2 separate regions of the Homo sapiens genome follow, and region 1 is linked to region 2. A link is an interaction called in ENCODE POLR2A ChIA-PET data of the cell type or tissue named here. Cell type or tissue: HepG2. All regions are shown on one strand. Links, peaks and the distances in the headings refer to the core of each region. The heading gives the core; the rest is flanking DNA. Region 1 overlaps LINC01089 (long intergenic non-protein coding RNA 1089). Region 2 holds the start of HPD (4-hydroxyphenylpyruvate dioxygenase).

Region 1 (6,367 bases), core at 2,345-6,344, 62 kb after region 2:
ACTTTCCTTTCGATCGTGAGGATTCCGCACCCCGAAGCCGGCTTCTCGGGGCTCCGGGGCGCGCCTGCGCTGGCAACGCGAAGGAGGACAAAAGGCCGGCGTCCATGTTGGCACCATGACGCAGCATCTCCGCCCGCAGCCCGGAGCTGCTGTCCTCCCGGCCGCGCTCGCTCCTCCTCCCAAACACCAGTTTTCTTTACAGGCTTCGAGCCCGTCGCGGCTGGGCCGGGCTGGTCTGGCAGGCGGGCCCAGCCGGGCAGGGCTGCTTTGCTAATGGCGGCGGCTCTCTTTCCTTCCTTCCTCCTTTCCTCCGTCCCCCCGGTCGTGGGGAGCCCGGAGCAGGAGGCGGGCCCGCGGCCAGGTCGGGCCCCGAGAGCCCGCGGGGCGCAGCGCTGGCGACCGGGTGTCGGGGGCCGTTTCGGGGGCCGTGGGCCTCGGGGGCGTCGCGCGCCGCGCCTCCCGCGCTCGCCTCAGCCGGGCGCGGCGGCCTGATGGGCGCCATTTCGCGCGCTGCCCGTGGCTGGGGCGGTGGCGGCCGCCGCGCGCCGGGCGGGAGGAGCGGCAGGGGTAGGGGGCTGGGCGACCCGGCGGCCCACGCGGGCACCAGGAGGCCTCGCCCCGGACCGCTTCCCTCTTTCGTCTTTGTCCTGCGCGGGCGCCCGCAGCCGAGGGCCACGGGGTCGGCGGGGCTTCGAGGCCGCCCCGGGTCCCACCGGCTCCTCCGGAAGCCGCGGACCGGCCTGGCCCTGACCCCAGGCCGCCCCCCGCTGCCCACCCAGCTCTGGGCGCCCAGGTCCGACCTCCCAGTCGCCCTCTGAGAGCCGAGTCAGCGCGGGGCGGGGGGTCGCCCCCTTTGTCCTCACTCAGGGCGGGAGGCCCTCGGGGTGGCCGCAGACGCCCCGTTGGGCAGCCCTCCAGCCCAGCTCTCCAGGCAGGAGGTGGGGGAAGCCTGGGAAAGCGGAGGGGGGGCCCCGGGATCCCCCGAGGCGCGGGGCTCCCGGCGAAGCCTCAGATCTCCGGCCCTTCCCGGGGAGGGTGCGGGCGGGGCGGGCCTTTGGAAATGCAGATGAGCCGCCGCCCGGGCCGGGGTTGAACCTTCTGACTCAGCCACCCCCGGCCGCCCGGGCCGCTGGGGGAGGGGCGGCGTCTGGGGTGCTCCCTTTCAGCCCCGGAGCCCGTCTGCTGTGTATTCGGCCGGTCACATCTCTCTCCCCCAACGCCCTGATCCGCCCTCCACCTTCCTCTCCTCCAGGTTCTGGGCCGGAGAAGGGGCGACGTTCGGGCACCCCCCGAATGGACAATCTTTCCTTCTGTCAACGGCAGGGGCAGGCCTAGTTTGACTCTGACAGTCCTCCCACTAAGGTAGGTGTGAGTACTTGCCCAGACCGTGAGGGAGATTTGGGGGGCTCTGGCCTGCAGCCCAGGGAGGGCCGAACCCCAAACACGCCGGGCTGGTTCTGCGGCCCCGCCCCACCCCACCCCCCCCCCCCCAGCTGCGAGCGCGTAGGGCCGCCTGCTGGGCCGCCGGGGCCATCCATCCCCGTCTGTCAGCTTCTGTTGTCAGGCATTTGGGGCGTGTAAGTCTCTGCCGAATATAGCAGCATACGAGAGGATCCACTTGCAAGTATTTCCCAGTTGTGTGTTCTTCGGCGGGGGGAGGGCCCTGGGTGCCGCCTACTTCTGAAAGACACAGGTCACTGTCAGAAAGCCCAACTGTGCTGTGGCCTTCCCTCCAGCCGCCCCCGTGGGGCATGTGGGGTGACAGTGTGAGCCGTCCTCTGATGTCTGGCTGCTAGAGAGGCAAAGAACAGAGACCCGAGGTTCCGGCCACCTTTCTCTATGAAAGGGCCTTCCTTGACGCTTCTCCACCTTCCTGGGATTGTTTTCTTCTCCAGTCCCCGAATGGGCAGGCCTGTATATAAGCCTTGTTTCTAGAACCAGACAAAGCTGGATTTGAAACCTGGCGAGCCATTGAACAGCTATGGCCTTGCGTAAGCGGTATAGCCTCCAAGCCTATTTCTCCATCTCCGAAAACAGGGCTAGATCAGTGGTTCTTAGTCTGGAACCGGCATCAGAATCACACCGGAAGGGGGGCTCACTGAAAATGGACCACCGGGCCTGGTGCCCAAGTGTCTGATTCAGTGGGTTGGTCCTTAGGACTGGCATTTCTAACAAGTTCCCAGGTGAGGTGAGGCTGATGCTGTGGTCTGGGAACACATTTTGAGACTCCAGCCCCTAGCCTGGTAACACCTGGGGTTTTGACGCAGAAGTGCCACGTTCCACGCTTGGCACATAGTAATTGATTTCATTCTAACGCTAGCCGACTTCATGTATTGAATAGTTTCCCATCTCAGTGTCTAAGAAGCTCCACAGCTGGAGATGGCGGCCCTTGGTCTCGGAGCCCCCCTCCTTGTGATTTCTGCTTTGTGATTGCTTTGATGAACCATTTGGGTCCAGGTGCTCCTGATCACACCACCTCCCCTATTTGGGACTTGTGCCCCACTCCCGCTGTGAGGGCTACACCGAGCTCTGGGGGCCTGTTCGGATTAACAAGGAGATCTTGCTAAAGGTATCTTGGTGCTAAGTTAAGGGAGATAGTTCGCCATGGGCTAGGATCTCTCAGTGCTGGTGACCTTGGGTGAGTGTCTCCCTGTAAAGTGATAAGGATGCCTGCTGGAAAGGGTGGTGGGAGGATTAAGTGCGTTAAAGAGGCCCTCCTCCCAAGCTTTTAGTTGGCCTCCATTGTGATCGTGGTTATTGCTGGGAGTGGCTGCAGGGGGTGGGGGCTGGGCTGCCTCAGAGCTTCCCCCCGCACCAGCCCACCTGCTGAAGCACGTGTCCCTGCCTCAGGGCAAAGGGGAATCTGGCGCTCCCTGGGAAGGCGGCCAACGCGGTTCTCCTCTGGAGTGGTTGAGTCCAGCTGCAGGCCTTTCCCCATCCACAGGGGCTGTTCCATGATGGGGTCAAGATTTGGGTCACCCACCCATGGTCCGGGGAGAAGTGACTCCCCAAGGTCACAAGGCCACCACCAATAGAGCCAGGATGGGGTTCCAGGTGGCTTGACTTGGCAGCCAGCGCCTGTGCCCATGGCACCCCCTCACCCCAGCTGTCTGGGTTATTTTGGGCTTCCTCCCGTGCCAGCTGTCTGCTGGCATCCCTGCCCGGGACTGTCTGGTTGGAAGTAACTGGCGTGGTGCTGTTGGCTCCTCCTGTGAGGGCCAGGGCTGGGTCTTCAATCCCCGATGAGCCGTGCTGGGTCCAGCTCCTTTGCTGGGAGGGAAGAGTGTTCCTGCCCAGACTCCCCGCTGCCCAAGTACAGCAAGAGGGCGAAAGCACCTGATAAAAATTGAGGTTCACATTGTTAATATCCCAAAAGCCTCCTCCTTCTATACTCCCTGAAACCTGTTTTAAATTTGGCTCTGCCATTGAACCCCGTTGCTCTCACGTTACCCTCTGCCGCCCGAGGGTGTGGCGCCTCCCTTTAGAGTCTTCGTTGCTCTCCGGGTGGGGTCTTTACTCCCCACCTGCTTTGGATAATTAAGTAATTGATGTACGTCTCCCTCCCAGCTGCACCCTGGAGGGCTCCAGCCAGTTTCTCCCCTCCCTGGATCCAATCAGTGAGCTGTTGGGTGCTCAGCTGTGGTCTGGATGTGGTTCTCGGCACGGTGTCGGGACCCACCTGGCTGGACTGTACCCCTCTCTCTCTGCTTTGGTCCCTCTTCTTTCTTTGTCCCCCCACCATCACCTCTTGGGGCAGGGAGGGTGAGGCAGTTTGTCCTCCTGCTGCTGTTCCTGCTGGTCCCTCGAGGGCGCCCCGCCCACCGGTCACCCAGCGAACGCGGGGCGGGGCCGCTGCTGGCGCTGGGCCCCAGGGCTTGCAGAGAGAGGGCCACGCCAGCGGAAGGGCCGGCCAGGAGGTGGCAGGACTTGCCTTACTACTGAGTCGCCGGCATCCCCGCCTCTTCCGGCCTCTCCGCCCGGAGCCCTAGCGTGGAACATGACCTTTCGGACCCTCTGGGTGGAGACACAGCCTCTGCCTGGGCTGTGCAGTGAGGTGGCACCACCATCTCAGGTCGTCTGGCCCAGTGCATCTGTAGCTGGCATGTGACTTCCAGCAAGCTCCTGCCCCTGAGCGCTGGGAGGAGCAGGTCCAGCAATAATTTTTTTTTTTTTTTTTTTGAGACAGAGTTTCGCTCTTGTTGCCCAGGCAATGGTGTGATCTGGGCTCACCGCAACCTCCGCCTCCAGGGTTCAAGCGATTCTCCTGCCTCAGCCTCCGAGTAGCTGGGATTACAGGCATGTGCCACCACGCCCGGATAATTTTGTATTTTTAGTAGAGACAGGGTTTCTCCATGTTGGTCAGGCTGGTCTCAAACTGACCTCAGGTGATCCGCCCACCTCGGCCTCCCAAAGTGCTGGGATTACAGGCATGAGCCACCGCGCCTGGCCGGACAATAATGTTTTGAGCTGTTGCTGAGTCTGGCTTTTGTGACGGGAACTTTTAGCACTCAAGGAGTGGCCTTGTCTCTGGCCTGTCCCCGAGTGCTCATGGGCAGCCAAGGCCTGGGGACTGCTCAGGCAGGGTAGATGTATTTGCCAGGCCAGCTCCCGTCCCTGGGACCTCAGGGAGTAGCTTCATCCCTGAAGGCTGAGTGTCTTCTGCCTCATGTGGGTGGCCCCTCTGCAGGGTTCTCAGGCATCCAGGGAAGTGGGTGCCACAGCGTTGCCTCCAGCCTCACTGGGGCTGGCTGGACTTTGCTCTGACAACACAGCAGTGGCTGGGCCCCTGCAACTCTCCAGGGCTCAGTTTCCCTGTTGGCCGCACTATGGCATAGGCCCCTGTGTGGACACCGATGAGCTGACCCCACAAATGCCACCCGGCCGCTCCCCCAGGCTTCAGTGGCCTAACAGCTGTTGTGTCAGGAACCAGCTTAAAGAATCTTTCTTGCTTTCTCAAACTCTCCAGGAATTCCTGGTGACTGGAAGGGGGAGTGACTCAGGCCCTCAACCTCTAGCAGGTAAGGGAGCTACCTCCTGGGTGGGCATGCCCAGTTCCTCAGTGGGCCCAGCGCGGCCCAGCCTCCGAGGAAGCTCTGAGCAGCTGGCTTGGCTCCGAGGTATTTTTAGCTACAGATCCAGCCCCCCTCCATCACCACAACAGTCGAGTCCAAATCAAACGCGCTCCAGGCAGGTGGGGCTGGGGTTCTGCCAGCCTCCTGGCCAGCAGGGGTGGGTGGGCAGACTGGGGCCAGTATCAGCTGTTCTGCCTGGACCCAGGCCGGGCTGGGAAGGCACACTTGTGCTTATTTCCCGCCTCCACTTCTGTGCAAGCTTGTGCTGTCATAAGCAGAGATCACAGCCCCATTTCTTGGATGGAGAAAGTGGACACTGAGGTCTGAGGCTTTTGAGGACAGTCAGGAGCCCTCCTATGGGCTCCAGTGATGCACTCACCAGCTTCTGGTCCTCTTCTTCCACCTCTTAGAGTGCCTTGGCTCCCTCCTGTCGTCCTGGGGAACCTCGGCCCCAGCCCTGCCTCCCCAGCCAGTCACAGCTCCTCCCTGGTCACCCTGAGGGAGCTCAGGGCCCGGCTGGTAGCTGGGTTGCTCTGCTTCTGTCCCCCACTCCTGTGGAGCCTGGCAGGCAACTCCATGATCTGACCCCGGTTACCTTGACAGCCCTGCCTGGCCTCCCCTCTCATGGCCCAGCCACCCCAGAACCTGAAGAGGTTTTCTAGCTGCCGTGCATTTGCCAGGCTGGGTTACCCACCCTACTTTCCCTGCCTGCCCTCCAGTGCTGCCAGGCCTAGTGTGCCAGCCAGCGCTCAGCCTTCAGTAAAGGGTTCCCCTGCTTCCAACCTCCATTGCACTGCTTCCCCTAAGACTGTGACCTCCTGGAAGGCTGGAGCACAACTGCCTCTCAATAAACGTGTTGCAAAAAAGGAATGGATGAGTTGCTGTGCATTTGTCTAGGGGGTGCTTGACCCAGGAGATTACCCTTTGCCCAGTGCCTGAAGAGGGCGTCCACTGAGAACCTGGGGTGCCTCCCCGGCCTCCCCTTCCCAGCTCTGCTGTGGTCTTGGGATTCTGTGGGCGGTCGCTGCTGCCCTCTGGTGGTCAGACCGTGCCTTGCTTGCACTGTGAGAACCTTGACCATGGAACTGCCAGGTTGGCGGTTTTCCTCCACGAAGTGAGGTTTACATGACCCTTGCCGAGACCTTGAAAACTGGGAGTCTTCGGGGTGGGGTCGCCAGCAAAAAGATCCTGAGTCCTGCCAGCCCCTATCTGAGGAAACTACGAAGGCCACTTGCCCCCAACCATGCTGCTGTTGGGGGTTTTGTTAGAAATGGGCTCTTCCTACCCCAGCTGGT
Region 2 (9,379 bases), core at 5,380-9,379:
CCAACTAGATGTGCAGAGAAGTATGAAATAAACCCTGAAGTCACTAAGCTTGGGGTGCTCCCAACAGCAGAAGATTCCAAATGGCAAGGTTGCATTGGTTCTCTTTATTTAAACTCCGTCAAATGGCTGAGAACCGTTGGCATGTTTTGTACTGTGGAAAATTCAAATAAACTGTAAGAACAAAATTAAAACCATCTGTAAACTGTGGGGTTTTTTTTTTACACAAATGGTAACTTATATACACTGCTCCGTGCCTTTTTTTTTTTAAACGTAACATATCTTAGAGCTTTTTCCCATCACCATCTAGAACATCTAGAAAGTTTATTTATTCTTTTTTTTTTTTTTTTGAGGCGGAGTCTCGCTGTGTCCCCCAGGCTGGAGTGCAGTGGCAAGATCTCTGCTCACTGCAAGCTCTGCCTCCCGAGTTCACACCATTCTCCTGCCTCAGCCTCCCGAGTAGCTGGGACTACAGGCGCCTGCCACCATGCCTGGCTAATTTTGTTTTTGTATTTTTAGTAGAGACAGGGTTTCACCGTGTTAGCCAGGATGGTCTCGATCTCCCGACCTCGTGATCCAACCACCTCGGCCTCCCAAAGTGCTAGGAGTACAGGCGTGAGCCACGGCGCCCCACCTTTTTGTTTTGTTTTGCTTTGTTTTTTAAAAAACAGAGTCTCACTCTGTTGCCCAGGCTGGAGTGCAGTGGCTCAATCTAGGCTTACCGCAACCTCCACCTCTGAGGTTCAAGCAATTTGTGCCTCAGCCTCTCGAGTAGATGGGATTACAGGCGCCCAACACTACGCCCAGCTCTTTTTATTTTTTTAGTAGAGATGGGGTTTCGCCATGTTGCCCAGGCTGGCCTTGAACTCCTGACCTCAGGTGATCCTCCCGCTTTGGCCTCCCAAAGTGCTGGGATTACAGGCATGAGCCACCACACCCAGCCTCTTGATTATTTTTAATAGTTAATGTTTTATTGTATTAAGCCAATCTCCTGTTGATGGATACTTAGATTACTTTAGATTACTTTGTTTATAATATTTTCTTTCTTTTTTTTTTTCCTTTTTTTTGAAAGAGAGTGTCGTGGCTGGGCACAGTGGCTCATGCCTGTAATCCCAGCACTTTGGGAGGCCAAGGCGGACAGATCACGTGAGGTCAGGGTGTGAGACCAGCCTGGCCAACATGACGAAACCCCATCTCTACTAAAAATACAAAAAATAGCCGGGTGTGGTGGCGGGCACCCATAATCCCAGTTACTTGGGAGGCTGAGGCAGGAGAATTGGTTGAACCCGGGAGGCGGAGGTTGCAGTAAGCTGAGATCATGCCAGTGCACTCCAGCCTGGGCAACAAAAGCGAAACTCTGTCTCAAAGAAAGAAAGAAAGAAAGAAAGAGAGTGTCGCTGTGTCGCCCAGGTTAGAGTGCACTGGCATGATCTCAGCTCACTGCAGCCTCCGACTCCCAGGTTCAAGCGATTCTCCTGCCTCACCCTCCCGAGTAGCCGAAACTACGGGTGCCCGCCATCATGCCCAGCTAATTTTTGTATTTTTAGTAGAGACGGGGTTTCACCATGTTGACTAGGCTGGTCTCGAACTCCTGACCTCAAGTGATCCACCCACCTCAGCCTCCCAAAGTGCTGGGATTACAGGCGTGAGCCAATATGCCCAGACGTTTATAATATTTTCTACCCTAAGATGAACCAGTGGAAGTGATAATAGCCTTAAAATTGAGGATGGGAATTAATGTGGGTATTGTCTATAACAGGAGTTTTTTGTTGTTGTTGTTGTTGTTGTTGTTGTTTTTGAGACGGAGTCTCACTCTGTCGCCCAGGCTGGAGTGCAGTGGTGCAATCCTGGCTCACTGCAAGCTCCGCGCCCCGGGTTCACTCCATTCTCCTGCCTCAGCCTCCCAAGTAGCTGGGACTACAGGCGCCTGCCACCATGCCTGGCTAATTTTTTGTATTTTTAGTAGAGACGGGGTTTCACCATGTTAGCCAGGATGGTCTCGATCTCCTGACCTCGTGATCCGTCTGCCTTGGCCTCCCAAAGTGCTGGGATTACAGACGTGAGCCACTGCGCCCGGCCATTTTTTTTTTTTTTTTAATAGTCAGGGCCTCCCTCTGTTGCCCAGGCTGGAGTACAATGGTACAATCATAGCTCACTTCAGTCTTAAGCTCCTGGGCTCAAGAGATCTTCCCCACTTAGCCTCCTGAGTAGCTGGGACTACGGGCATGCACCACTATAGCCGGCTACTTTTTAAACTTTTTGTAGAGACAGGGTCTCACTAGGTTGCCCAGGTTGGTCTTGAACCCCTGGCCTCAAGTGATCCTCCTGCCTCCGCCTCCCAAAGTGCTGGGATTACAGGTATGAGCCACTGTACCTGGCTTTAATAAGATATTTTTTCTTTTTTTTGTGTGACAGAGTCTTGCTCTGTCGCCAGGCTGGAGTGCAGTGGCACGATCTCAGCTCAATGAACCCTGCCTCCCGGGTTCAAGTGATTCTCCTGCCTCAGCCTCCTGAGTAGCTAGGATTACAGGTGTGTACCACCATGCCCAGCTAATTTTTTTTTTTTTTTTTTTTTTTGTATTTTTAGTAGAAACAGGGTTTCGCTATGTTGGCCAGGCTGGTCTCAAATTCCTGACCTCAAATGATCTGCCTGCCTTGGCCTCCCAAAGTGCTGGGATTACAGGCATGAGCCACCGTGCCCAGCCAAGAGGGACAAAAACCTTTTCACAGAAAAACATTTTTATACAACTTAACCAGAAAGCTTCATTTCAGGTTCAGGAAGTGGAAGGGGCAAAATCCTGGATTTTCACAAATTTCCAAAATGGGCTTATATAACTCTCCACCCTTTTCTTTCTTTTTTTTTTTCTTTTAGAGACAGGGTCTCATTCTGCTGCCCAGGCTGAAGTGCAGTGGTGCAATTATAGCTCACTGTACCCTTGAACTCCTGGGCTCAAGGGATCCCCCCATCTCAGCCTCTTAAAGTGCTGGGATTACAGGTGTCAGCCACTGCTCCTGGCTCGCCACCAATGCTTTTCATTCTGATCATTTCTGTAGTGAGCAGCATAGAAGAAATAATGCCTTTTGAGGGACAGTTGCATTTAACAGACAGCCTTACTAAGGTGAGTACGTCAGGACAAAGATGCGGGAAGGAGAATCAGGCTATTAGTCCATTGTTGCAAATTGCAACGAATTGAGAAAGTCAGACACAACGATCAACTGCAGTGAAACATTTGGTGGGGAGTTTTGAGAGTCCAGTCTGAAGGAGTGCGTGGAAGGATCACGGTCCCTGTGATGTACCCTCTCTCGGCTTGTTGCTTTGGGCAGGAATCACAAGTTAGGAAGGAATCAGCACCAGAAATGCAGAGCTGGCTGGGCGCAGTGGCTCACGCCTGTAATCCCAGCACTTTGGGAGGCCGAGGCGGGAAGATCACCTGAGGCCAAGAGTTCGAGATCAGCCTCGCCAACATGGCGAAGCCCTGTCTCTGATAAAAAATACAAAAATTAGCTTGGTGTGGTGGCGCATGCCTGTAGTCTTAACTACTTGGGAGACTGAGGCGGGAGAATCACTTGAACCTAGGAGGCGGAGGTTGCAGTGAGCAGAGATCACGCCATTGCACTTCAGCTTGGGAGACATCCCAAGACCATCTTAAAAAAAAAAAAAGGAGGGGGGGTGCCGGGCGCGGTGGCTCACGCCTATAATCCCGGCACTTTGGGAGGCCAAGGCGAGCGAATCACGAGGTCAGGAGATTGAGACCATCCTGGCTAACACGGTGAAACCTCATCTCTACTAAAAATACAAAACATTAGCTGAGCCAGGTGGCAGGTGCCTGTATTCCCAGCTACTCCGGAGGCTGAGGCAGGAGAATGGCGTGAACCTTGGAGGTGGAGCTTGCAGTGAGCCGAGATTGCACCATTGCACTCCAGCCTAAAAAAAAAAAAAAAAAAAAAAAAAGCTTGCATTGAGCCGAGATGCCAAGATCACGCCACTGCACTCCAGCCTGGGCCACAGAGGGAGACTCTGTCTCAAAAAAAAAAAAAAAAAAAAAAAAAAAAAGGCCGAGAGCGGTGGCTCACGCCTGTAATCCCAGCACTTTGGGAGGCCGAGGTGGGCAGATCACCTGAGGTCAGGAGTTCGAGACATGCCTGACCAACATGGTGAAACCCCATCTCTACTAAAAATACAAAATTAGCTGGGCGTGGTGGCACATGCCTGTAATCCCTGCTACTTGGGATGCTGAGACAGGAGAATCGATTGAACCTGGGAGGCGGAGGTTGTAATAAGCCGAGATCGCACCATTGCACTCCAGCCTGGGCAGCAAGAGCGAGACTCCGTCTCAAAAAAAAAAAAAAAAGAAATGCAGAGCTGAAGAGCAGCCCAATGTAAATGGTCCCATTAGAGAGGAACTCTTTCATCATGGACATCTGTAAGTGACCCACACTGTCCAGCAGCATCCACGATGTTTGCACAGCATATGGCCCCAGGGAGGGATGTCTCTAATCTGCCAGGGTCCTAGAGTTAAAGTCCTGTGTGTTGAGTGGAGCAATTTTGCCCATTTTTTTAGTTTGGCAGAATTCATGCTGACACTGAAACAGCTCACAGCAGACAGCATCAGGTTTCAGCATTTTTTTTTCTCTTTTTTTAAGACAGGGTCTCACTCTGTCACCGAGGCTGGAGTGCAGTGGTGCGATCATAGCTCATTGCAGCCTCGACCTCTTGGGCTCAAGCAACCGTCCCCTTGCAGAGCTTTCAGCTTGGGATCAGGTTTGGAAAACTAGAATTCGTGAATTCAGGATTTTCTTCTGCAGTAGCTAAGCCAAGAGACTGTTTGTCTCGAGGCTAAGAGCGAAGCGAGGCTTTCTTAAGCCCTTTAAGTCTGTCAGTTTCAGAGCCCGGGTGGACGCCTGTAAAAAGATCCCTATCAGCTAGAAAATCATGACTCTAAGGGTCAGCTGTGTGGTTTCACAAGGGCTCATTAGCAACTAAAAACTGCTTTTTAAAACCCTGAAAGTGTATCTCCATTTAGAGATTGCCTCTTTTTCATGTTTTTTTCCAGAAGCTGTAATATTAGCAAACACTATAGTAAGAACTATCAGTAACTGAGACTTGTTCCATTTTATTTACTTACTTACTTACTTATTTCTTTATTTTGAGACAGGGTCTCATTCTGTCGCCCAGGCTGGAGCGCAGTGGCACAATCTCGCATTGCAACCTCCACCTCCTGGGTTCAAGTGATTCTCCTGCCTCAGCCTCCCAAGTAGCTGGGTGGGATTACAGGCACACACCACCACACCCAGCTAATTTTTTTTTTTTTTTTGAGACAGAGTCTTACTCTGTTGCTCAGGCTGGAGTGCAGTGGCATGATCTCGGCTCACTGCAACCTCCACCTCCTGGGTTCAAGCAATTCTCCTGTCTCAGCCTCCCAAGTAGATGGGACTACAGGTGCCTGCCACCATGCCCAGCTAATTTTTGTATTTTTAGTAGAGACGGTGTTTCACCATATTGGTCAGGCTGGTCTCAAACTCCTGACCTCAGGTGACCCACCCGCCTCAGCCTCCTAAAGTGCTAGGATTATAGGCATGAGCCACTGCATCCAGGCTAATTTTTGTATTTTTAGTAGAGATAGGGTTTCACCATGTTGGCCAGGCTGGTCTCGAACACCTAACCTCAAGTGATCCTCCCTCCTCGGCCTCCCAAAGTGCTAGGATTACAGGTGTGAGCCACTGGGCCCTGCCTTATCTATTTTTGATACAAGTTCTCACCCTGTTCCCCAGGCTAGAGTGCAGTGGCGTGATCATAGCTCACTGCAACCTTTAACTCCTGGACTCAAGTGATCCTCCCACCTCAGCCTCCTGAGTGGCTGGGGACTACAGGTGCTCACTACCAGGCCCAGCTAGGTGAATGCTTTTCTGCACACCAGGGTATTTTCAAGGATGCGTCCTATGAACCCATCTGATCAGTGAGCTTCTTGAGCAAGGCCTCTGGAACCCACCTCTGCATGGTCGGGCATGAAGAACAGAGACAGTCACACCCAGCCACTGCTGATCTGTTATCCAGTGGAGCCCAGCCTGAACAGAGAGCATCAGGGAGGGGACTCTGGATACTGGGCCCTGCAGGCTTGCCTCCCTGCTCTCTGCCCAGACATGTGAATGGCATCTAGGGGTGCACCCAGCATGGGACTGAGACCTACAGTGTTGGGGACAGAGTTCCTACCTCTAGATGCCTGCCAGCCTTTGCAACCCACTGCTGTTGACACACTTCCTTGAGTTAGTAAACATTGGCCTTTGTGCTTAGCATATAAGCCAGGGCAGGCTCCAGGAGTGGGGGTTTGAGTTGGCCACAGCAATCAAAGTGACAAGATGTTCCTGCTGGCCTGGAGGGGATAGGCAGGCTACACAGAGCTCTTCTCCTCCATGGGAACCTTCTGGGCCTGTGAGATCCACCCTGGGCCACCTCCACTCAAGTTTTCCCAGTTGGATATTTATTTATTTATTTGAGATGGAGTCTCACTCTGTCACCCAGGCTGGAGGGCAGTGGCATGATCACTGCTCACTGCAATCTCTGCCTCCTTGGTTCAAGTGATCCTCCTGCCTCAGTCCCCTGAGTAGCTGGGACTACAGACGTGCACCACCGTGCCCAGCTAATGTTTGTATTTTTAGTAGAGATGAGGTTTTACCATGTTGCCAGGCTGGTCTCAAACTCCTGGCCTCAAGTGATCCTCCCTCCTTGGCCTCCCAAAGTGCTGGGATTACAGGCGTGAGCCACCACCCCCGGCCCCCAGTTGGAAATTTAGACTTAAGGAGCTGAGGTGGACACTGGGAGCACACTGGGCAGGCCCAGGACAGGCAGAATAAGGGGGTGGGACCACCTTGCCTGCCTCCTGAATGGCCCAGAAAATAGAGAAAAGGAGGGAGAAGTGGTCTGCACTGGTGCAATGAGATCCAACTTCAGAATCAAACAGGCCAGAGTTTGGGGCTCTGCTCTTACCAGTTCCATGACCTGGGAGACATGTGTTCACCTCTCCAGGCCTCAGTTTCCCCATCTGATGGGGATATCAATATCTCCCATTTGTATAGAGGGCAATCTAGCAATTTAAAGTGTGGGTCCTGGAGTTAGAATAGCCCGGTTCATGTTCCAGTTCTTCCCTGCCGCTTGCTGACCTCATGGCCTAGGAATGTTCTCTGTCCCAATGAATTATAACCAACACTGAGAGTGTCCTGTGTGCCAGGTCCTGTTCCAAAGAGCGTGCTTATCTCCTTTAATCCCCACCACACTATTCTCATTCCTGTTTTACAAATGAGGCTCAAAGGGATATGGTGATTTTCCCAAGTCACACTGTATGTAACAGAGCCAGGATGCAAACCTTCTCCTGCCGTGCCTCTCAGAGCTATGGAATACAACGCTGTGACGCAAACAGGACTTTGGGGCCAGTCTCCAAATGCCCCCTCAAATTTCCTCTAGGCAAGAGTTCTGGAGCCGCCACTGCACTCCAGCCGGCCTTGGCTTCTGAGCTTTGGATTCTGGGCAGTAATGGTCACATTCCCAGCGTCCTGGAAAAGCTTGCCCTTGGCTTCTGGCCCTGACTCTGCCTCCCACTGACTAGTGGACGTCACTGCCCCTCTCTGGGCCTGGCAACACCATCCTGTTCAATGAGGCTGCGGCTGGATCAGAGGTCCCCAGGCCTGGAACCTTCCAGGGCTGGGCTCAGCTCCCCACCCCATCCCCCAGGTAGGCCAGGAGGCCTGGGCGGGACCTGCTTGGGGTTAAATACTCCGGCCCAGCACTCCCCAGGCCTCTAGTCCCAGTAGGAGGTTTGACTAAGATCAATCATGGTAAGTGCCATGGCCATCTCCCCTTGGGTGGGACATCTTCAGTAACGCTTCCAGAAGCACCTTGTGTTGGAACCTCCAAGTCTCACTGTCCTTCTTTTTCTCCTTAGACGACTTACAGTGACAAAGGGGCAAAGGTAAGCAGGCGAAATGTGGGAAATGTAGGGGCCTGAGTCTAGAAGGGGGTCGGAGTGCAGGGAGACTGGGGTTTCAGCAGAGAGCAGAAGAGGAAGGACTGGAGTGGATACATGACGTGCATGCCTGCACACTCAGCTTTACCCCCGGGGCTCCCCGAGACTGAGCTGGACTCAACCTCACCCTCACAACAAACTTGTATCCTGGCCGGGCATGGTGGCTCATGCCTGTAATCCCAGTGCTTTGGGAGGCCAAGGCAGGCAAATACTTGAGGTCAGGAGTTCGAGACCAGCCTGGTCAACATGAGGAAACCCCGTCTCTACTAAAAATACGAAAATTAGCCGGGCATGGTAGCGCACCCCTGTAATCCCAGCTACTCAGGAGGCTAAGGTGGGGGAGATCACTTGAACCCTAGGATCGCTTGAACCTGGGAGGCGGAAGTTGCAGTGAGCCAAGATTGCACCACTGCACTCCACTCCAGCCTGGGCAATAGAGCAAAACTCCATCTCAGAAACAAAAACCAAAACAAAACCTGTACCCCTTCTCAAATGCCTGCCAATCTTTTAATCCCATCTGGAAGTTCTTTCTAAGGTCTAACTTAAATCCATATTGCTGCAACATAAGTCTATTTCCCTGTGTGAAACCTTGGCAGGCCTCCTGAGGGGGTTTCCCCATCCAAGACACCCAGGAGCTCAACTTCCACATGAGAAACCTCTTTTGAGGCTTGGCAAGGCTGCATGGGGTTCCGCTGCTCCTAAGTTCTGTGGTTGAGGCTGGAATAAGGAGGGTGGCTAGGGGACATCACTCCACCCGCACTTTTCTAGACTCACTTTCAGGGACTCAACCTCACCTCTTCTCTCCTTCTGCAGCCTGAGAGAGGCCGATTCCTCCACTTCCACTCTGTGACCTTCTGGGTTGGCAACGCCAAGCAGGTAGAAGCCGGGGCAAGGTGCTGGAGTGAGCAGACGGCAGGGCAGAGGGCTGCCTGACAAGGGCAGGCCTCCAGCAGGGTCTGTGATTGGCCCTTGGGAGGGAGGATCAGGCCAGGGGTGGGCCAGATACTCTGAATCCTAATTACACCAGCGGGAAAGTTATCTGTCAGCAAAATGTGCAGGCAGCAGTCTATCTTCCCAGGAGGGTCTCTGCCCCTGAGGCAATAGGGCAGGCAGGCTGAGGGGGGCCAGGGGCTCTCTTGCGGAAGTCCCCCATGCTGGCCCCTTGACCCTCATGAACCCTGCTGCAACCCTGTGATTCAGGCCACGTCATTCTACTGCAGCAAGATGGGCTTTGAACCTCTAGCCTACAGGGGCCTGGAGACCGGTTCCCGGGAGGTGGTCAGCCATGTAATCAAACAAGGGAAGGTGAGTCACCACCCCCAGGACAGCCCCCAACCCCTGCCTGGCCAACATGGTGAAACCCC

The links. ChIA-PET counts read pairs that join two places held together with the same protein. Peaks named below come from ENCODE experiments on the same cell type or tissue, not always from the same donor. Only the 100,000 strongest peaks of a DNase experiment are listed, where the experiment ranks them.
Region 1: POLR2A ChIA-PET joins it to region 2 with 11 read pairs; 19 of 35 experiments call an interaction of 5 or more read pairs at or near these places.

What each region holds. Positions count from the first base shown.
Region 1 is chr12:121,794,842-121,801,208 of GRCh38, reverse strand. It overlaps LINC01089 (long intergenic non-protein coding RNA 1089), which reads left to right. Exons shown (of 4, transcript NR_152740.1): 3 at 1,253-1,362; 4 at 4,967-5,942. It also overlaps a transcript of SETD1B not described here. Among named protein-coding and RNA genes, the nearest start is that of RHOF, 4.3 kb to the right of the region's middle. RefSeq lists enhancers at 1-58, 2,209-2,748, 2,749-3,290, 5,527-5,696, 5,992-6,367 and 3 more and silencers at 349-418, 429-768, 839-1,258, 1,289-1,338. In HepG2, for the core only: CTCF peaks have their summits at 3,924 (motif pointing right) and 6,090 (motif pointing left); DNase peaks (open chromatin) are centred at 2,783, 3,978 and 6,108; H3K4me3 peaks cover 1,396 bases.
Region 2 is chr12:121,857,269-121,866,647 of GRCh38, reverse strand. HPD (4-hydroxyphenylpyruvate dioxygenase) reads left to right here and starts at 7,789. Exons shown (of 14, transcript NM_002150.3): 1 at 7,789-7,827; 2 at 7,935-7,961; 3 at 8,829-8,891; 4 at 9,216-9,320. The coding sequence starts at 7,825. It overlaps TIALD (transcript inducer of AURKA lysosomal degradation), which reads right to left. Exons shown (of 3, transcript XR_002957437.2): 2 at 8,810-9,029. RefSeq lists a silencer at 4,331-4,625 and enhancers at 5,613-6,129, 6,130-6,647. In HepG2, for the core only: no CTCF peak of the experiment used is centred there; DNase peaks (open chromatin) are centred at 6,257, 7,217, 7,557 and 9,217; H3K4me3 peaks cover 1,926 bases.